4 separate regions of the Homo sapiens genome follow, and regions 2, 3 and 4 are each linked to region 1. Evidence: chromatin loops called from intact Hi-C (ENCODE). Cell type or tissue: CD4-positive, alpha-beta T cell. All regions are shown on one strand. Links, peaks and the distances in the headings refer to the core of each region. The heading gives the core; the rest is flanking DNA.

Evidence for each region. Hi-C counts contacts between places; a loop is a spot of excess contacts. Peaks named below come from ENCODE experiments on the same cell type or tissue, not always from the same donor. Only the 100,000 strongest peaks of a DNase experiment are listed, where the experiment ranks them.
Region 2: it touches region 1 in a loop (3-fold over the local background); 3 of 110 quality-filtered maps call a loop at or near these places.
Region 3: it touches region 1 in a loop (3-fold over the local background); 4 of 110 quality-filtered maps call a loop at or near these places.
Region 4: it touches region 1 in a loop (10-fold over the local background); 3 of 110 quality-filtered maps call a loop at or near these places.

What each region holds. Positions count from the first base shown.
Region 1 is chr17:81,481,810-81,488,009 of GRCh38, reverse strand. No RefSeq gene overlaps it. Among named protein-coding and RNA genes, the nearest start is that of LINC01971, 3.4 kb to the right of the region's middle. RefSeq lists silencers at 1-91, 3,263-3,672, a cis regulatory region at 3,030-3,827 and an enhancer at 3,731-4,381. In CD4-positive, alpha-beta T cell, for the core only: CTCF peaks have their summits at 3,356 and 3,560 (motif pointing right); DNase peaks (open chromatin) are centred at 3,589 and 4,589; H3K4me3 peaks cover 555 bases; H3K27me3 peaks cover 708 bases.
Region 2 is chr17:80,985,204-80,991,403 of GRCh38, reverse strand. No RefSeq gene overlaps it. Among named protein-coding and RNA genes, the nearest start is that of CHMP6, 3.5 kb to the left of the region's middle. RefSeq lists an enhancer at 2,018-2,207. In CD4-positive, alpha-beta T cell, for the core only: a CTCF peak has its summit at 2,205 (motif pointing left); a DNase peak (open chromatin) is centred at 2,243; H3K4me3 peaks cover 424 bases.
Region 3 is chr17:81,020,434-81,026,633 of GRCh38, reverse strand. It overlaps LOC124904078 (a long non-coding RNA gene), which reads left to right and starts at 5,716. Exons shown (of 2, transcript XR_007065934.1): 1 at 5,716-6,200. RefSeq lists an enhancer at 2,713-2,772. In CD4-positive, alpha-beta T cell, for the core only: a CTCF peak has its summit at 2,648 (motif pointing left); a DNase peak (open chromatin) is centred at 2,643; H3K4me3 peaks cover 433 bases.
Region 4 is chr17:81,100,729-81,103,228 of GRCh38, reverse strand. The region is part of intron 7 of BAIAP2 (BAR/IMD domain containing adaptor protein 2); the gene reads right to left. Among named protein-coding and RNA genes, the nearest start is that of MIR657, 23 kb to the left of the region's middle. RefSeq lists enhancers at 494-1,010, 1,011-1,528. In CD4-positive, alpha-beta T cell, for the core only: CTCF peaks have their summits at 1,130 and 1,338 (motif pointing right); a DNase peak (open chromatin) is centred at 1,338.

The sequences.
Region 1 (6,200 bases), core at 2,185-4,684:
GGCCGCGCTCTCGGCCAATGGATGCGCGGCTCCTGGCTCGGCGCGGGCCTCCGCGGCGAGGCATGGGGAGGGTCCGTCTCCCGCCGGGTCTCGGGGCCTGGGGAGGGATGCGCCGGCCCACGGGGTCGCTCCTTCAAGCTGCCCGCCTCCGCTCCGGAGACGAGGCCAGCGAGTCCGTGATCCCGGCCGCCCCCAGTAGTGAGCCCGTGCGCAGAAGCGCCGGCTGAGACGTGGAGCCGCGCCCCGCCTGGCCGGGGCCTGCCCTTCGCAGGGCCTCCCGGTGGACCCCCGGCCAGCCACGCTCTCCCTGCTCCCATCCTGCGGGTCAGAAAAACAATGCTTGGCTGGAGGGGGCCCGCGCCTGTGGTCCCAGCCACTTGGGAGGCCGAGGCGGGAGGATCGCTTGAGCTTGGGAGGTGGAGGCTACAGTGAGCCGTGATTGCACCGCTGCGCTCTAGCCTGGGCCACAGAGCGGAGACCCTGTCTCTAAACAAAACAACAGTGCTTAGAAAGCAGACAAGCCTGTTGCCAAATACCATCAACAAAAATGAGCAGTGGTCATCTCTAGGTGGTGGGGTTGGAGGTAAATAAAAAATATTTTGACTGGGCACAGTGGCTCACGGCTGTAATCCCAGCACCCCAGGCAGGAGTTCGAGACCATCCTGGCCAACACGGTGAAACCTCGTCTCTACTGAAATTACAAAAAAAAAAAAGAAAAAAAAAATTAGCCGGGTGGGCGTGCTGGTGCACGCCTGTAATCTCAGCTACTCGGGAGGCTGAAGCAGGAGAATCACTTGAGCCTGGGCAAGACAGAGGTTGCAGTGAGCCGAGATGGTGCCACTGCACTCCAGCCTGGGCGACAGAGTGACCCTGTCTCAAAAAAAGAAAAAAAAATTTTTTTTTAATCTGTAATTTGTTAATTATTTCAGTTAGCGTTAGTATATTGTTTGTACGAAAATACTGCTTTTGGGCCGGGGGCTGTGGCTCACGCCTGTAATCCCAGCACTTTAGGAGTCTGAAGTGAGCGGATCACGAGGTCAGGGGATTGAGACCATGCTGGCTAACACGGTGAAACCCCACCTCTACTAAAAATACAAAAAATTAGCCAGGCGTGGTTGCGGGTGCCTGTGATCCCAGTTACTTGGGAGGCTGAGGCAGGAGAATCGCTTTCACCTGGGAGGCGGAGATTGCAGTGAGCCGAGATCGTGCCACTGCACTCCAGCCTGGGTGACAGTGTGAGACTCCGTCTCAAAAAAAAAAATTGCTTTTTATAAAAATGAAAGCTGTATAACAAGAACAATAATAAAAACAGTAAGCGTTGGTGAGGATGTGGAGAAACTGGAGCTCTCATACAATGCATGCGCCGTGAAAAACACATTAGCGGTTCTCAAAGAGCGAAGGGTAGAATTACCCAGCAGTTCCGCGCAGCCACACACCCAGAGAACTAGGGGCAGGAACACGAACAGTGTGCTCAACACGAGTTATTCCAAATGTTGACCACAACGATACTCACCACAGAGAAAAGGTGGAAACAACCCACGTTTCCATCCATAAATGAATAGAGAAACAAATGTGGTCCCTCCATACAATGGACTATGATTTAACGTTAAAAAGGAAGGAAATTCTGACGCACACCACGCACAGATGGCCTGAAAACATTATGCTAAGTGACATGAGCCAGTCACAAAGGACAACGTCTGTCTGATTCCACTTATAAAACATCTAGAATAGGCAAGTACAGAAACAGAAAGTAGGTAAGAGGTTGCCAGGGGTTGGGGGGAGAGGGCAAGGCCAGGGGCTGGGGAGAGAGGGAAAAGGAAGTTGGTGCTTAATGGATAGTCTCTGGAATGACAAAAAAGTTCTGCAGACGGATAGTGTTGAGAGTCTCACAACATGGTAAATGTACTCAATGCCTTTGAAGTGTACACTTAAAAATGGTTAAAATGGCAAAATGTATCACAGTTTAAAAAATTATGGGCCAGGCATGGTGGCTCATGCCCACATAATCCCAGCACTTTGGGAGGCCGAAGCGGGCCGATCACTTGAGGTCAGGAGTTCGAAACCAGCCTGGCCAACATGGTGAAACCCTGTCTCTACTAAAAATATAAGAAAATTAGCCAGGTGTGATAGTGGGTGCCTGTAATCCCAGCTACTTGGGAGGCTGAGGCAGGAGAATCCCTTGAACTCGAGAGGTGGAGGTTGCAGTGAGCCAAGATCACACCACTGCACTCTAGCCTGGGCAACAGAGCAAGACTCAGCCTCAAAAAAGAAAAAAAAAATGTAACTTGCCCAAACTAGGCCGGGCGTGGTGGCTCACGCCTGTAATCCCAGCACTTTGGGAGGCCGAGGCGGGTGGATCATGAGGTCAGGAGATCGAGATCATCCTGGCCAACACGGTGAAACCCCATCTCTACTAAAAATACGAAAATTAGCTGGGCGTGGTGGCGGGCACCTGTAGTCCCATCTATTCGGGAGGCTGAGACAGGAGAATGGCGTGAACTCGGGAGGCGGAGCTTGCCGTGAGCAGAGTTTGCGCCACTGCACTCCAGCCTGAGTGACAGAGTGAGACTCTGTCTCAAAAAAAAAAAAAAAAAAATTTAGCCAGGTGTGGTGGCATGTGTCTGTAGTCCCAGCCACTTGGGAGGCTGAGGTGGGAGCGTGGCTTGAGCCAGGGAGGTTGAGTCTGCCATGAGCCATGGTGGTGCAAATGCACTCCAGCCTGGGCCACAGAGCAAGACCCTGCCTTGAAAAAAAAATTTTTTTAAAATTTATAGCTGTAATTTCGGAAGCAGTGTGTGCACTGATGCCTGCTCCAAGCATGCTCTTGGTCTGGATGCGGCAGGATTTCAGTTCCAGGAAGCAGCTATTCTCTGCGCTAGAAGGCCGCTTCTCCCCAACAGAAAGGGCAGCAATGCTTCACCAGGTGTGTGCCTAACAGTTCTCAATCCCACTGGGAGAGCTGCGAGGGAAGTATGGCTCATTCGGAATGGACACACACAGGCGGCTCCAGTACAGAGAGGGGCTCTAGGCCCTGAAATGCTGTGCTCCTCGCAGGACACACAACTCCACGTGACGGGGATAACACGCGACACAGCTCCTGCATCGATGCTCCCCAGTTCCTGCCTGGCTGCTCCCCCAGCTCCTGCCTAGGTTCTCCCCTATCTCCTGGCCTTATGCTCCCCAGTTCCTGCCTTTGTGCTCCCCCAGCACCCCCAACCCAGAGTGCTCCTTCCCTCTGGCCAGGCCCCCTTCCCAGCCCCGCCCCTTCGGGGCTCAGGCGGGAACCGAGCTGGCTTTTTCCTCCCAACCAGAGCAGCTCCCTCTGGTTCCCAGGTTGCCTGCCCTTCCAGCTGGGAACACCGGCCTTGCAGGGAGGGGCGGGGGTGCTCACCACGAGGCGGCCACACAGGGCGCGAAGGGGTCCCAAGGCCCACCCAGGAGGAGCGCCTGTCTTTCCGTGGCGGGCTGCGCGCGCTGCCCACGCGGCCACGCTTGGAGCCTGGCAGGAGGCCGCCATCCCGGCCACGGCCGCTGGAGGGCGCCCCCGCACCGCTCCTGCCTGCCGGTTCCCGCGGGAGGGCGCCTGTGGCGGGCGCCGGAGGTTGATCTGCTGGTTCACGCCAGGATTGCGAACCGGCGGCCGGAGCGGGAGGCCGCAGAGCCGAGTTCAGGTCGCAGTCCTGACCCACCTGGCGGCGACTTCCTGTCCCGCGGCTGTGCTGCAGCTCTCCAGGTTGGGGTGAAAATGCAGAAACGGTCCCGTGGGCTAAGTCACGGACGTTCGTTTCTCACAGCGCCGCGTGCCTGCCTGCAGGCAACCGAGCCACGCACGCCGAGGCCGCCCCACCGCCCGGGGCCTGAACGCGCCGGCCCAGACCGGCAGCCCCCTCGGATCCTAAGACCTCTGCACCGCAGCGCAGGTGTGGGGGTCCTCAGCCGGCGCCATCCAAGCAAGAGCCGAGAGCGCGAGCGCCACGCCTTCCCCCACCCTCTGCCCTGCGCCCCTGGCTGGCGGTCCCTCCTGCAGCGGCTGGCCTGGAATTCGGGCTGCGGAAGGGGCTGCACCCACGCGGGGCTCACGCCATGGATGTGGGCGCTGGGAGGGTCTCCGGCTGTTTCCTGGTGCTGCCCAAGAAGCAGGTCCCTCGGCCAAACCAGCCCCTGTTCTGGTGCCCGCCGGTGCCCTCAGCCTGCGGGCCTAGAGGCCAGAGTGCTGGCGGATGGGCAGGTCCTGACCACGCCGTCCTCCCTGGGAGCTTACTGGTGAGACGCTCGTCTGCCTCAGGGGGCCCAATAATGGTCACTTGACATAAAGGGACAGAGGTGGTCTGTCCAGGGTGACGGTGACCACTGTCCTGGCATGTGACGGAGCCCAGGCCCTGGGCAAGCGCCATGCTGAGAGGGGCTGGCCGCCCGCTGCCGGTGGCCTGACTCAAGAAACCTCGCTCCCCTGAGCGGCAGCTGGAGGAGAGGCAGCGGCAGTGGACCTCTGGGGACGGATTGGAGGGGTGGCCCTGCGGCCCTTGCTTGGGCAGGAGGGACGCTGCAGCAGCTGCTGGAGCTCCCAGGCAGGGGCTGTCCCTCGGTCAGCTGGGTCACAGAGCAGCCGGCGCCTGCGTCATTCTCAGCCTGCCCGAGGGGGAGGCTTCCGCTCCAGGTGGGTGACCCGGGGCCCTTGCTATTACCCCCACAATGTTTCCTCTTTCCTCTCTGCCTCCTCCAGCCTCCCTAGGCAGCCTCCTCTCTTTCTCTGCTGGAGCCTCCCAGCTTCCGGAGGCCTCCTTGTGAGAGCAATAAAATGTCTTTGAAAGGAGGCTGGGATGTCCAAAGGGTCATCACAGGGCTGGGGGCTGAGAAGCCCAGAGGTGGCTGGGTAGGAGACACAGGCCTTGGCGTGCTTTCAGGGGACACACAACAGGGACAGTCCCCACTGACTTTCCTCCCACTCCCCCTCCACTAACTCACCTCCCTCTTGTCAACACGGGGGGTCTCCTGCCCTGGAACATTCAGGGAAAGAGGTGCGTCTGAACCCCGCCTGGGGAGACAGACGCCCTCAGGCTGTCCTCTTGGCTCCGCTCCCCTCTTTCCTCCTGTTCACCGCTCCCAGCCACCCCGATGGGGCCTGTTTAATTGATTCAATTTGTTCAACAGTAAAAACACTCCACAGATGTCAGCCTCCCAGCACCCCACCCCTGGGGAGCCGCAGACACCTGCCAAGCCTCTGGGGCTGGGAGTCCTTCCATGGGCCACTAACACCAGGATCTGGGGGAGGCCTCTGGGCCTGGGAGCTCGCGTGGGTGCCCCCGCTCACCAGACCAGAGCAGCCACTTCAGCCCAGGGACTGCTCCGTGAATGGCACCAGTGGCGTTCTGAACAGTGATCTGATGCAAATATGTCCTTCTGAAGGATTTAATGTTTTTAGACTCCCAGGTCTGGGAGGATGACCTTGGAGATGAGGTCAAGCTACCATCCCAGGCTCAGGCCACTCACTGTCAGGGTCCCACCTTCTTCATCAACCTGGGCTCGGGGGGTTTTCCAGGTAATCAGTGCTGGGAGGGGGACTGAGGGCTCCCAGGGTCCTGATCCTGTCCCCTGCAGGGGAGAGGCCCCTCGCCTACAGATTGGGAGCCCTGCATCCACAGCTTCAGCGCGGTGGCCCGTCCTACTCCCAGGGATGTGTGTGGCCACAGCCACGCTGGGAGATGCTCTCAGGTGTTGTCTAAGGGAAGACGTGGGCCTGGAGGTCAGGAGACCCAGGCTGAACCCCTGACGCCCCTGCCCGGACCACAGCCCTCTCTCCCTGTGAAGGTCCCTGGTCCCTGGGGCCACCACTTTCCACCCCAGAGGGAGGCCCCTGCGATTGATTGGTTGGCTGAGTGACTGAAGCGGGGGACGGTTTAGGGGAGCATTTGCACAGCTGGCCAGGCTGTGACTGTGGGGGCCTCTGCCCACCCCCATCCAGCCCCACCTTGGACGAAGACGCCCCAGCCGTGATTAGGAGAAGGCTCACCCTGAAAACGGTCTCAGGTTAGAGTTACCAGGACATCTGCCTCTCCAGCTTGGGGGTCTCTCACGTGCCCCTCTCAGGCAAGATCGGGCCTATCATTGGCTTAGGTTTTAGGAAGGTCCCAAGCTCATTTGCCAAGGGCTGAGCTTCCCCATAACTCCCAGGACACAGGGAGAAGACAAGGGGAGGGAAA
Region 2 (6,200 bases), core at 1,062-3,561, 500 kb after region 1:
CTCTGTCGCCCAGGGTGGAGTGCAGGGGCGCTATCTCGGCTCACTACAAACTCTGCCTCCCGGGTTCAAGTGATTTTCCTGCTTCAGCCTCCTGAGTAGCTGGGACTACAGGTGCCTGCTGCCACACCCGGCTAATGTTTGTTAGTAGAGACGGGGTTTCACCATATTGGCCAGGCTGGCCTTGAGCTCCTGACCTTCTGATCCACCCACCTCGGGCTCCCAAAGTGCTGGGATGACAGGCGTGAGCCGCCGCACCCGGCCCGCTTTGCACTTTAAAATGTTCCCTGAAATGCGACCAGCAGCGCCCTCCACCCAGCCTTTCAGCCCTGGGATCTTCCCTCTTCCACTGCGCTGCTCCCTGTCTGTAGATCAGTGCCAGGAGGAGACCAGCATGGCTGGGCTCAGCTTCTCCTTCCAAGGAATCGTGGCTGCGTCCCCCACAGAAGCATTCTTCCCTGGGGGGCTAAGAAACACATGAATGGGGATAAAGGGTAAAAGGGAGAAGCCACCCCGGTTCCCGCCTGAGTATCCTGACTGTGGTTCCTGAGCATTCACTAAGTGTCAAAGAAAAGCACTCAGCTGAGGATGGCTTGAGGCCAGGAGTTCAAGACCAGCCTGGCAACATAGCAAGACCCCCGTCTCTACAAAAAATATAACAAATAACATCAAAAGGAGAATAATTATCACCTGTTCCAAACCTCTGGACTCCAGAACCTTCACTGAGGTGAGGGGGCCCCTGAATTTTTGTGGGGTTCATCTCCCACCCTCTGATTTGTCTCACCAAGACATCTGAAGTACTTTTTTCCTTGGTGTCCATGGGGACGTTGAGGAAAAAAAAAAAAAAGACTTGCTACTCCCTGCTCCTCATGAAGGGGGAAGGAAGAGCTGGGTAGAGGAAGGCGTGATCCTTGGCTAGGGATCCCCCCACCGCCTGTGCCCACAAACCTAGGTGAGGACAGGGATTTTTGTTTTCCTGCCCAAATGTTGCATTTCCAAAGACCACCCTGGCCTGCCACGCCCCCATCCTGTCCCTATAAAATCCCCGAGACTCTAGCAGACTCCATCTGGCCAGGTGTGGTGGCTCACGCCTGTAATACCAGCACTTTGGGAGGCTGAGGTGGGTGGATCACCTGAGGTCAGGAGTTCGACATCAGCCTGGCCTCACATAGTGGACCGTGTCTCTACAAAACTACAAAAGTTAGTGGGGCATGGTGGCATGCACCTGTAATCGCAGCTACTTGGGAGGCTGAGGCAGGAGAATCGCTTGAACTTGGGAGGTGGAGGTTGCAGTGAGCTGAGATCACACCACTGTACTCCAGCCTGGGCGACAGTGTGATACTCTGTCTCCAAAAAAAGAAAAAGAAAAAGAAAAGGAATTGGAATCCATTTGATGCCAGTGTCTTGTCATTCCTGAGACGCTTGAGTATTTCCCTCCCTCTGTTACACAGTTACTTTGGTAAACAGGTACAGGTCCCTTTGGGGGACTCTTCCCGTGGCTTTGCTGCTGTATTCCTTGCAGCAATGCTTCAGGGGTCTCCCTCAAGGAACCTGGCCCCCAACTCAAGGGCTCCAGGTCTGTGAATTGGCTCAGCCTGGAAACAGGTGAGAGGCCGTGGCTGTCCACTGTGGTGACTCAAGTCAGGTTTGGCCACCAGACCCAGAGTTTTGTTTCTGTTGTGTAAGACAAACAGCACTCTGGTCTGCCAACCCTTTGTTTCACCCTGGGCACTGTGATTCGCCGGAGGACCCTGCAGGCCACGGCATCCCGAGCGCCAGTTCCTTCTGCCGCCGCTGGCACACACAGCCCGCGTGGGACTTGACGGCGGCGGTTGCCCCCTGTCCTGCTGCTGCTCTGGGATGTGTCACCCCATGGAGATCAAGGAGCGCATCTCTGCCGGGGCACCCCTCTCCCCGCGGTCACACTTGGCCTACGAAGGAGAGCAGTAGCAGGACTTTTCAGGGTGCAGGGGCTCCCCTCGCCCGGGTGTTCCTCACGTCCGGGAAGGTGGTGCTTCTGAGCCTGCAGGGCGTGGCTGGGTGTGGGCGTGCAGGTCACACTCACGGACTGCCTGTCCGTGGACCTTCGGATTCTCTCCTCCACAGCAGGCCATGGAGGGTCTGGGGTCTTGGGTTCGTGACCTGCGGGCCTCTGGGTCTGAGCTTCAGCCGTCGCGCGAGGGAGCGCTTAGCTGTGGCTGCAGCTGCAGACCCGGCAGAGCGATCAAGGCCCCCAGATCAGGGACTTCAGCCCCCTCTAGTGTTCCGATTCGGTGTTCCCGGTCCAACCCCCCCGAATCCACTCCCGCAGGTTCTCCCCAGGTTCCCCGCGATATCTATCTGAAATATCTCTGAATTCTTGTAGCATGTAAGCCAGGGTTTGCCAAACTACAGCCTGCGGGCCACATCCGGCCTGGAATCTATTTTTTTGTACAGCCTTTGAGTTAAGAGTGGATTTTACATTTCTTAAGGATTGTAAAACACACACACACACACACACACACACACACACACACACACACCGAAAAGGAGGAGGAATGGAGGAGGGAGAAGGAGAAGAGCAAGAGCAAGGTGGCCAGAGGCCGTATGTGGCTCACGGAGCCTGATATTTACTGTTTGATTTTTTATTTTTATTTTTTTTTGAGACAGAGTCTCACTTTGTCACCCAGGCTGGAATGCAGTGGTGTGATCTCAGCTCACTGCAGCCTCTGCCTCCCAGGTTCAAGCGATTCTCCTGCCTCAGCCTCCTGAGTAGCTGGTACTACAGGCAGCTGCCACCGCGCCCAGCTAATTTTTTTTTGTATTTTTGGTAGAGAAGGAGTTTCACCAAGTTGACCAGGCTGATCACAAACTCCTGACCTCAGGTAATCCACCCACCTCGGCCTCCCAAAGTGCTGGGATTACAAGCGTGAGCCACCGTGCCTGGGTGCTGTTTGTTCTCTTACAGAAAAAATTCCCAAGTCCCAGCATGAGCTGTTGTCTTCTGTGTCACGCTGTCCCGGATCCCTAAGATCTGATGCTAATTGTAGGCAACAGGAGGTGGCTGTGCTGGCTTGGGGAGGACGGCAACCTCTCACAAGGGTCTTAACGGTGGGCTCTTGAGGGTTTTCAAACTCAGGAGCACCAGCAACCTCAGCCACCACCACTCCCACTGGCAAGGGAGCCTCGGGGCACCCTGGCAGGAGCCGACTGTGAGCTCCACGGGGTTCCGGGCGCTGCCTCCACTCTGGGTCAGGGGTGCTGTCCTGTCAGCATTCTGCCTCTCAAGTGAGGACACGGGCAAGGCTGTGCGCTCAGCTGACCCTGTGATCAGGTGACACGCGGGACTGAACATTGTGTTTGATTTCCAGCAATGTCAGCCCCGTAGGGACCACAAACAGCAGCTCCTGTGAGGGCTGCCACGAACATTCTCTGCCTCTCAGCTGACCCGAGGCCTGGGAGGAGCTGCTCCTGCCAGCCATCTGATTGCTGTGAACGCCCAGTGTGTGGAGCAGGAACCCCCAGTCCACAGTCCTGGGGTGTCCTTGCTGTTCTGCTCTGAAGGGCAGCAGCCGCTTGGGCACCCCGGCACCAGTCTCACCCAGCCCTTTTTTTTACCCAACCAGAGGCCACAGCAAATCCACTGCAAAGTGGGGCCCAGCACCCCGTTTCCCATTGGCAGGAAACTCAGCCAGGCATTCACACCCTAGGGACGATGCAAACAGTCCCCAAATGCCCTCCTGGGACCTCTCCTTGTGCTAACTCTGTACCATTAGGTTCCAGGCAGGAGACAGAAACCACACCAGTAATTTGAACAGGAACATTTAATATAAAGAATTATAAACTAGAAAAGGAGGTTTCACTATTAAAAGGTTACAAGAGAACTCTGAGGAATACAGGAATAGCAGTGCCAGAAGCAGCGTGTGTTTCTAGGACAGACAGGGAGCACACGAGGAGAAACCAAGAACCTGGAAGAACATCCCAACTCAAGGCTGGGCCTGGCTCTGCTGGACCCTGCAGGCTGCCCCTGCCCGCAGTGGAGGAAGTTGCCCTGGGCTCTGCTGGACCCTGCAGGCTTCCCCTGCCCGCGGTGGAGGAAGTTGCCCTGGGCTCTGCTGGACCCTGCAGGCTGTCCCTGCCCGTGGTGGAGGAAGTTACTGCAGGGTGAGAGCCTAGCCGTCCGTGGGGAGCCTGCCAGTTGGCCGAGAAACTCACTGAGGGGTGCATCTGGGCCAGAGCTTTTCTAACAGGAACTCCTGCCAGGTGCTTGAGAATCTTGCTGGGGAGCACGACAGACGGGGGGTGTCTGCGAGAAGCAGCCCATGGGTGGCAGAGACTCACGGAGGAGTCACCCGCACACGGAGCCACTGGCAGCTGCAGCAAGGAAGGGGTCAGACAGGGAGGCCCCATTCTCTGCCAGGCCTCGCTGCAACCTCCAGCTCCCTCTCCCGTCAAAGCCTCAGGCTGAGCTGGCCAGAAGAGGAGAAACGTTTACAGGGTCCAGCTCCACCAGCACAAACAGGCCTAGGAAGGGTGGATTTGGAGCTGAGGGGTGACAGTGGCACACCGCTGAGCCTTTAATTATGGCGGCAGTGGTGCCATGTCACTTCTGAGACCAGGTGACAAAAGATGACACAAGGCTGGGTGTGGTGGTTCACACCTGTAATCCCAGCACTTTGGGAGGCTGAGGTGGGAGGATTATTTGAGCTCAGGAGTTCAAGACCAGCCTGGGCAACCCAGTGAGACCCCATCTCTATTTAAAAAAAAAAAAAAAAAAAAAAAGATGGCCAGGCATGGTGGCTCACACCTATAATCCCAGCACTTTAGGAGGCTGAGGCGGGCAGATCACTCAAGGTCAGGAGTTTGAGACCATCCTGGCAAACATGGTGAAACGCTGTCTCTACTAAAAATACAAAAATTAGCTAACGTGGTGGTGCACACCTGTAGTCCCAGCTACTTGGGAGGCTGAGGCAGGAGAATTGCTTGAACCTGGGAGGCGGAGGTTGCAGTGAGTTGAGATCATGCCACTGCACTCCAGCCTGGATGACAGTGTGAGACTCCATCTCAAAAAACTAAACTAAACTAAACTAAAATAAGACACAGTGTCTACCTGGTGTCTCCTGGACTCTCGTTCTTGGAACTCAGCCACCAAGTCAGGAGGAGCCAAGCAGCCCCTGGGAGGAACCGCCCACTGACACCACCTGGCCAGCCATGGGATGAGCCTTCTTAGAAGGGAAATGTTCTAGTCCCCTCATCCGCTGAGCCACCCCAGCTGATGTCACACGGAGCAGAGACGAGCCTTCTCTGGTGTACTTTGCCTAAATCACAGATTTGTGAGCAAAATACGTGTTTGTTATTGTTTTAAGCCACTGAGTTTTGGGGTGATTTGTTACTCAGCAAAAGATGACCAGAGCAATGGTTGTAGGTGCTTAGAGAAGGCAGCAGGGAGACTTGAAGGTGTTGGTGTCTGCCCTTCCACGGAGAGGCATGTTCTCCCCTTTATTTGGGGGCCCAGTCCTGGGACTGGTCAGGCCGGGGAACTGGTGAGGGATCGCCACTCTCCATTAAGGTATTTCATGGCAGATCTGGTTTTTTTCTTTTTTCTTTTTCTTTTTTTTTTTTTTGTGAGACAGTCTCACTCTGTCACCCAGGCTGGAGTGCAGTGGCGTGATCTTGGCTCACTGCAGCCTCCGCCTCCCAGGTTCAAGTGATTCTCATGCCTCAGCTTCCCGAGTACCTGGGATTACAGGCATGAGCCGCCAGACCTGGGTAATTTTTTGTATTTTTAGTAGAGATGGGAGTCTCACCATGTTGGCCAGGCTGGTCTTGAACTCCTGACCTCAGGTGATCCACCCACCTTGGTCTCCGGAAGTGCGGGGATTACAGGCGTGAGCCCCTGCGCCTGGCCTAGATCTGGGTTTGTTTTTGTTATTGTATTTTTTTTTTTTTTTTGGAGACAGGGTCTCACTGTTGCCCAGGCTAGAGTGCAGTGGTGCCGTCACAGCTCACTGCAGCCTTGACCTCCTGGGCTCAGGTGATCCACCCCACTCAGCCTCCCGAGTAGCTGGGACCACAGGTGCACACAACCATGCTTGGCTAATCTGTGTATTTTTTGTAGAGATAGGGTTCTCATTATGTTGCCGAGGTGGGTCTCGAACTCCTGGGCTCAAGTGATCCTCAGTCCTTGTCCTCTCAAAGCGCTGGGATTATAGGCAAGAGCCACC
Region 3 (6,200 bases), core at 1,708-4,207, 460 kb after region 1:
TTCCTTCTCCTAACCTGAGAGCCACACGCTATTTCTTCTTGTCCATCTAGAAACCAAGGACATCTGGAAGGGGTCTTCCACCTTAGACCCTAACAGGGGAAGTGCAACGCAGCTTTCTGGCCGCGCTGACCCGACAGGGCTGCTCCGATGGGGAAGCGTGGCCACTCGCACAGATGTTCATTTGCACAGCATCAGACCACACAGCAGCTGGGGCCCTTTGTCCCACCGGCCATGGGAGCCCACAGTCAGCCCGTGTGCATGGTAGGTGCTCCAGAAATATGAGGTCCCTTTCTCTTTGATGAGACGTAACTACCCTCATGTCCCTCTATGGCTCGCCTCAGAATGTGCTAGAAGAGCTTTGATGAAAGGGGGATGTCTTGATGAACTGCACAGGGTGAAGGCAAAACTGGCCGAGGGGCCAGGCTGGATGTGTAGCGGGGAGGACACCTGCAGGAATGGAGTTTACCTAAATAGGTGCTCCTGGAGCCAGTAGTGCTAAGGAAGGAGCTCCCTGGCTTATCGTGCGCAGAGCCGCAGCGCCCCAGCCCAGCCACGGAGCCACACAGCTGCCTCTGGCTAGGGGCTAGGAGGCGGGCAGGGTGGGACGCAGCCGGGGGCAGTTGCCCCAGGGCTGGCTAGAGATGGCGGCCGTGGCCAAGCCAGTCTCCAGCCGACTTAACGCCAGAGCTACCGGGGCCCAGAGGAGGCGTGGCTGTGTTTCCAGTGAGAGCCAAGCAGTTTTCCAAAGAGCGCCGCAAGCTACTGCCAGGGCCTTTATGTTCTAAAGATGTGCGGAGCGTGTCTCAGTGGCTTCGCCGGCATACTTGGCCAGAAAGTAACATGATTTCGAGAAAACATGATTTGAGTGTTAAGCTCGAGAATATCATTTCCCCCAGCAAGTTCTTTTTCTTCTCACAAAGTTGGAAGACACAGAAATCTTTGTAGAGGTTCATGGAAAACTTTAGCTGTTTCCTAGCTGCCCAGATGAAAAGAATATTCCATCCACTGGGGGAAAACAATTACTCTAAACAGATTCGGGTGGCATTTTACCCCTCGTCCAACTGGCTGCACGTGACCTTTGCCGGCGTGGCTCCAATGCCCAGAGACGAGGCTGGTGTGAAGAGCTGGCTGCTGATCCCTGGAATCTGCCGCTAATTCTCACTCAGATTTTGAGATTTTCTCTGCGGCTGCAGGAGCCAACAGAGTCCTTTGTGCGGCCTCAGGACTCGGCTTTCAGAGGCCCTGGAGCCAGTGGTGTTGGATTCAGCCGTAATTCTTCATTCTTTGGCTCAAGGGAAAACCTTGATTCTGCACAGGATTGCAAAAGCCGAGGCACTCCAGCTAGGACACGGCGTCATTGGAGTGCCCTGGTGCGTTCCAAGGAAAGTTGAGTTGGTGATTTCCAAGTGGTTTTGGGCAGGGCAGGGTCTCCAAAAGGCTGGAGGTGCTGGAGGAGAGGCTGGGTTAGCTTGGCTGGAAGGGGCCCTGCCCTTGTTGCGTCAAGCCTGGGAGACTGGACTTGGGACTCAGGTGCATTTGGAGTTTTTTTGTTGTGTTTTTTGTTTTGTTTTGTTTTGAGACGGGGTCTTGCTCTGTCGCCCAGGCTGGAGTGCAGTGGCACGATCTTGGCTCACTGCAAACTCTGTCTCCCGGGTTCAAGCGATTCTCCTGCCTCAGCCTCCTGAGTAGCTGGGACTACAGGCGCCTGCCACCATGCCTGGCTAATTTTTTTGTATTTTTAGTAGAGACGGGGTTTCACCATGTGAGCCAGGATGGTCTTGATCTCCTGACCTCGTGATCCGCCCGCCTCGGCCTCCCAGAGTGCTGGGATTACAGGCATGAGCCACTGCACCCGGCCGGAGTTGTTTGTTTTGAGACAGGCTCTCTCTCTGTCGCTCAGGCTAGAGGACAGTGGTTAGATCTTGGATCACTGTAGCCTTGAACTCTTGGGTTCAAGGGATCTTCCCACCTCAGTCTCCTGAGTAGTTGGGACTACAGATGCGCGCCACCACGCCTGGCTAGGTTTTGTGTTTTTGTAGAGATGGGGTCTCGCTATGTTGCCCAGGCTGGTCTCAAACTCCTGGACTTAAGTGATCTGCCTTCCTTGGCCTCCCATCATGCTGGGATTACAGGCATGAGCCACGGTGTTGGCTGCATTTGGGTTTTATATATTTTTATTTATTTATTTATTTTGAGAGACAGTCTTGCTCTGTCGCCCACGCTAGAATGCAGTGGCACGATCTTGGCTCACTGCAACCTTTGCCTCCCAGGTTCAAGCGATTCCCCTGCCTCGGCCTCCCAAGTAGCTGGGATTACAGGTGCCCGCCACCACACACAGCTAATTTTTGTATTTTTAGTAGAGGCGGCGTTTCACCATGTTGGCCAGGCTGGTCTTGAACTCCTGACCCCAGGCGATCTGCCCAACTCGGCCTCCCAAAGTGCTGGGATTACAGGCGTGAGCCACCACGCCCAGCCGCATTTGGATTTTATAATAAGCTTTGCTGTGCAGGAGAAGTGGTCCCTGGCATCCCAGCCCCCTGGCCTGACGAGGTTGGAGGGCTCCTTGGGCCCCCACCACTCTGCTGCAGCCAGGGTGGGTGCAGGGCTGGGAGGGTGAGCCACGAACTTGACATCGGTGACCTTCACTGCCACCTGGTGGACAGCCTGGGAGTGGTAGCTGGTGGGCTGCGCGGCGGAAGGGGTGCAGTGTCCCGGACGAAGACGGCTGAGCATTGTGGAGACCAGCATAGAGAGGCCACAGCAAGTGGGGTGTGACATCAGGGACAAGGGAGAGGTCACAGACTCGGATAGTGGCCGTCCTGTGCTGGCCCCTGCATCTGGGTGGTTGGCAGGTGGAGCACCAAGATACAGGGTTGATAGGACTAGGCTGGAATCCTGGACTCTCTCTGATCCCGGCAAAGTCACAGAAGCTTCTCCTGTCCTGTCGCTGGTCTTTGGAAGGGAGGAGTGACACCCTCCTCCTGGGCTGGCGCGGGGAAGAGAAGCTCCCGCGTGTGAAACAGCTCCACCACCAAGCGCCTGCAGACGAGCGGTGTGTTCCGCCTGGAACCTGCCGAGGGAACGTGTGGGGAAGGTGTGGCCGCCCTGGGAGGCTCAGCTCTGCAGGAAATTCGCTCCTTCTGATGTGCGTTTCAAACGGCCCTACGACATCTTTTTCTTAAATTGAGGTAAAATTCACATAACATAAAATTACCCATTTTAAAGTGTTCTGTTCAGTCCAATGTGGTGCCATTCAGCACATTCATGATGTACAGTGGCAACTCCACCTTGTTCCAAAACATTTTTTGAGATGGAGTCTTGCTCTGTCGCCCAGGCTGGAGTGCAGTGGCGCGATCTTGGCTCCCTGCAACCTCCACCTCCTGGGTTCAAGCGATTCTCCTGCCTCAGCCTCCCGAGTAGCTGGGATTACAGGTGCCTGCCGTCACGCCCACTAATTTTTGTATTTTTAGCAGAGACAGGGTTTCGCGACGTTGGCCAGGCTGGTCTCGAACTCCTGACCTCAGGTGATCCACCCGCCTCAGCTTCCCAAAGTTCTGGGATTACAGACATGAGCCACCGTGCCCGGCCCCCAAAACATTTTCATCACCCCAAAAGGAAACCCCAGCCACTGGCAATCACTGGCTCTTCCCTGGCCCTAGTGGCCCCTCCCCCGCCCTGGTGGCCCCTCCCCCACCCTGGTGGCCCCTCCCCCGCCCTGGTGGCCCCTCCCCTGCCCTGGTGGCCCCTCCCCCACCCTGGTGGCCCCTCCCCCGCCCTGGTGGCCCCTCCCCCGCCCTGGTGGCCACTCCCCCGCCCTGGTGGCCCCTCCCCCGCCCTGGTGGCCCCTCCCCCGCCCTGGTGGCCCCTCCCCCACCCTGGTGGCCCCTCCCCCGCCCTGGTGGCCACTCCCCCGCCCTGGTGGTCCCTCCCCCGCCCTGGTGGTCCCTTCCCTGCCCTGGTGGCCGCTCCCCCGCCCTGGTGGTCCCTCCCCTGCATCTGTCCTTGGGCACTGGCCCATTGGACATTTCGTGGGACTGGAACCACACAGTATGTGGCTTCTTCCACTGAGCATGATGTCCTTGGGTTCATCCACGCTGTGGCCTGTATCAGAACTTCCCGCCTGTTGATGGCTGGATAGCTCCCCATGGGAGGGATGTCTGACATTTGGTTTCTCAATTTGGCAGTGGATGGATACTTGCTTGGGTCTGTACCTAGGAGTGGAGTTGCTGGTTCTTATGGAAATTCCATGTTTAGCTTTTTGGGAAACTGTCAAACTGGTTTCCACAGCGGCTGCAGCATTTTACCTCCCTGCCAGCCAGGGTACAGTTCCTCACAGCTTCACCACACTGGTTTTCTGTTTTTTGTTTTTGTTTTTTTAATTCTAGCCATCCTGAAGGTGTGAGGCAGATCTCCTGGTGGTTTTGTTTGTTTGTTTTTCAGACAGAGTCTCGCTCTGTCGCCCACGCTGGAGTGCAGTACTGCGATCTTGGCTCACTGCAACCTCTGCCTCCTGGGTTCAAGCGATTCTTATACCTCAGCCTCCAGAGTAGCTGGGATTATAGGTGCCCACCACCATGCCCGGCTAATTTTTGTATTTTTAGTAGAGATGGAGTTTCACCATGTTGGCTAGGCTGGTCTTGAACTCCTGACCTCAGGTGATCCACCCACCTCGGCCTCCCAAAGTGCTGGGAATACAGACGTGAGCCACTGCGCCCAGCCTCCTGGTGGTTTTGACTTGCATTTCCTGGTGGCGATGGTGTTGAGCGTCTTCTGCGTGCCGCCTTTTTCAAAGGAGCCGGAATTCTCCCAGAAATGTCAGTTCTCCCATTCAGTTTCCATCGGGGAAGTGAGCCTGGAGGACGCCGTGGAGTCCACACCCTACACCTGCCTTCCCCTTGCAGGTTTTTGGCCCAAATCTCAGCTCCTTCAGCTACATGGGGCCTCCCTGGACCCAACCCAGGGGCACCTTTTGGCCCAAGGGGAGTTTCAGAAGCAGCGAGGACAGACACATGTGGGGGGCATCTGCAGGTGGTAGAGGGTGTGAAAGGAGGTCCCTGAGCTGCCAGGCACCCAGACTGTGTCTGTAGGGAGGCCCCGCAGTCCCTGCACCCCCTCGACTGCCCGGTGCTCTCCGTGGAGAAACACGACAGACGCGGTTGGACACAGCACAGTGGATGGACGTCCCCACCTGCTCCCTGCAGACGCTTTGGGTGGAAGCCCAGACTGTCCCTGGCTGCCAAGCAGACCATGCTGAGGGGTGGTGGCCGGGAGCCAGGGAGCCGGCCCACTCCTGCCCCAGTGACACCCCACAGGCCACAGGAGAAATGCCAGGAGCCTCATGGTGTGGAAAGGGACACGGAGGCCCGGAGCACTGAGGGGCTTTCCCAAGGCCACGCGGCCGGGCACGGGGAAGCTGGGCCCTCCCGGCGCCTCCAAGGCCTCTTCCCGGCTGGAGGCAGCTTCACCCACCAGGCCTGGCAGTCGAGAGTCTGAGACTTCAGTAGTAATGGGGTTTCTTGGCAGGAAACTGGGAGATGAGTAGGTTTCCGGAAAGGCTGGAGAGAACCTGAGAGCTGAAGGGAAACACCGGAGCCAGCCTGGCCCAAGGACCAGCCTTTAGTCCAACCGCAGGCCCTGTGCTGGCTGGGGTGCAGCTGGCTCTGCCCCTGGGTGTGGCTGCTGTTACTGCCTCCCCGCCCCCCAAATGCAGCTCTCAATGCTGCCGGCTGCTCCCAACGTGAGGCCCAGCCTCAGCTGTGGAGCAAAGGTGCACCTCCAGGAGCATCTCCACCAAACCTCAACGAAGACCACCCCCCCCAGGAGGGGCAAGCTGGAACCCCCTGAGCTGACCTCCTGGGGCCTCCTTCGGCCCCTTTAACCAAGCACGGTGGAGCCCAGGCTATCCTGTCCACGATTGCACCGCAGACGGGCGCCTGAGTGCCCGCGAGCACACACTGCTTTCAGGTGATGTCCTTAAACTTTGGATCTCCTAGACGAGCTTGCCCCTCTCAGTAAGCCCCAGGCCTCCTAAGGCCATTTCTCAACAGGAGCCGTGGGCCCTGGCACAGGTAGGGTGGAGCTTAGCACTCTCCCCTGTAGACTCAGATGGCTCTCATATGCGTATTTCTCTCTTTTTTTTTTTTTGGAGACAGGGTCTTGCTTGTTCTGTCACCCAAGCGTGATCTGGTCTCACTGCAGCC
Region 4 (2,500 bases), core at 1-2,500, 380 kb after region 1:
AGGGCCTGGAGGAAGGAGGAACGGACAGGGACGCACAAGGTCAAACTCCGGTGGGCAAACCCCAAAGTGCCAGGAAGGCGCCCCAGATGGCCGGGGGAGGGGGTGGTGCTGCCCAGTGGGGGTCAGGCCTGGCTGCCGAGGGCAGGAAGGCAGCCCCGTCAGACACACTGAGGCTCACTGCTCCAACCACTGCCCTTGGGCCCAAGAGCCCGCGCTCCCTCGGGCGTACTCTGCGGCCTGCTGGACACAGACCAGCTGAGCACAGTGGGGACAAAGGAGGAGGAAGCCACAGGCATGGAGAAAGGTTCTGGGACTGGGAGCCGGCCGGGCCTGGGTCCTGGGAGCTAATCAAGTAACCCCTGCCCCTCCTGGCCATTTGGCCTAAGCAGGCTGCAGGGCCTGGATTCCCGGGACCCCCAGACCCTTAAGCTGTGGGCCAGAACTGCTATGTCTCTGGCACCTCTGGGGGCCTCTCCGGCTTTCACTGCTCCCCCCAACTCATCCCCGTTCCCTTCTACATGTGGCTGGGCACCCACGCTGGGGACCCACGGAGGATGTTGGACGACAGCCATTCTGAGCAAGTCCTCCCCATGCCACCCCTACCCCTCTGCTGCTGGCTCAGACCAGGGGTCAGCAAACCACAGCCCGAGGGCTGGCTTCCTGTTTTGTAAATAAAGTTTTATTGCAACACAGCTGTGCATCGATTTGTGAATCATTCATTCATGGCTGCCCTCACATTGCAGTAACAGAGCTGGAGACGGCACGGCCCACAGAGCCAAAAGCACAAACTTTGTGGCCCTTCAGAACGTCTGCCGAGCCCTGGCTGAGATCAGTGGTAGAGGAGTGAGTCTTGGGTGGCGCGGAGAGGCCAGCAGGGACCAGCACTAGGGCAGACGGCCGAGGGACACCGACCTCGCAGCGGCACGGCCCTGACACAGCGGCCACGAGCCAGCGTCACCCCCGCACCCTGAGAGCCCCGAGGCAGGCCCAAACCCAAGCACCAGGGAGCTACTACGAACTGCCCTGGGAGGCTGCCCTCACACCCTGGCCCCCAGCCCAGAGGCTCGTCTCTAAGTGGGTCTGTGGGACACAGGCCTCTTCCACACACGCCCGGGGGCCCACGAGCCCAGGAGGTCAGCTGCTGCCACCGCAGGCACATCCCGCAACCCCTCCTGGGAGACCTGCGGCAAGCAGCCTGGCTTCCCCGCCCTCCATCCCTGCAGGCAGCACCCCAGCCACTGACAGCCCCGCTCTCACTCCCTGGCCCCGTCATGGGGCCTGGCCCCCGCCAGAGGGCGCAGACGCCCGCCACTGTCCTGGGTCTAGCAGGCGGGAGGCCTGCGCTCCACAGCGCTCCCTGCCTGGCAGCTGTGGCAGCACAGCCTGTCACCGCTGAGTCCTTCAGCAGCGAGGCTGCCTCCAGGGGTCAAAGGTGCTGCTGCTGTCCTTGCCTGCACCTGCCCACAGTGCCCAGCAGGCCCAGGCCGGCAGGAGGGGCCTCTCCAGGGAGGGAAGAGCACTTGTCTCCTGGCTGTCCCCAGGCTGTGGGGACTGGAGCACTGGTTCTGTATCACGTGCGTGTGTGTGTGTGTGCACGCACGCGCACGTACATGAGAGTGTGGTGGGTGGGGGGAACAAGTGTCAAGGTATAGCCCGTGGATCCCTGCAACCCTTTATTTTAGAAAGACATGACCAGGGCCTCCCTGGTGGGCTTGGCTCCGGAACTACATCTTCGAAACTCTTGAAATGTTCCAGAATGTTCCAGGGGACACATGTGATCCCATCCCAACTCCTACCCATGGACTATGGGTGAACAGGGGCCTGCTGGCCCTGCCTGTTCCCGGTGGGGAGTCTGGCCTCTGGGCCTTGCCTGCTCTGGGGGCTAAGTCAGCCTCCTAGGAGGGGATCCCCTTGCTCACATCGGGGCTCAGGATATCCATGGAGGGGGCTGCTGCAGCCCGTCCCTGAGGAACTCGCTCCTGGTTCAGCAGGGCCAGGCTTGGTCCTGGGACATGGCGGATCCCAGGGCGGGATTCCCCCACAAGGAACGACAAGGCTGGGGATGCCGGAAACACAGGGCTGCAGGACTGTGCTGGGGGACGCCTAGCGGGAGACACAGGGCCGCAGGACTGTGCCGGGGGACACCTAGCGGGAGACACAGGGCCGCAGGACTGTGCCGGGGGACGCCTAGCGGGAAACACAGGGCCAAGAGTCTACCGGCCCAAGGAGGGGCCCTCAACAGATGACGGGCAGAGGGGTCTCTCAGAGGTCACGAGGGCAGCAGCATGTGGCCACCACCCAAGGCCCCACCTGGGACCACAGTGGCTCAGGGGTGCAGGCAGAGGTGGTAGAGGCACAGGTCACCAAGAGCCTGGGAGCCAGGGGAGGACCCTGTGACCAGGTTTGAGTCCCAGGGAGGCCACTCTGGAGCAGTGAGGGAGGGACTGGGGAGGCCACCTGAGAGCCAGGCAGGGCCCCTGGCTACCCAGGAAGCAAAGAG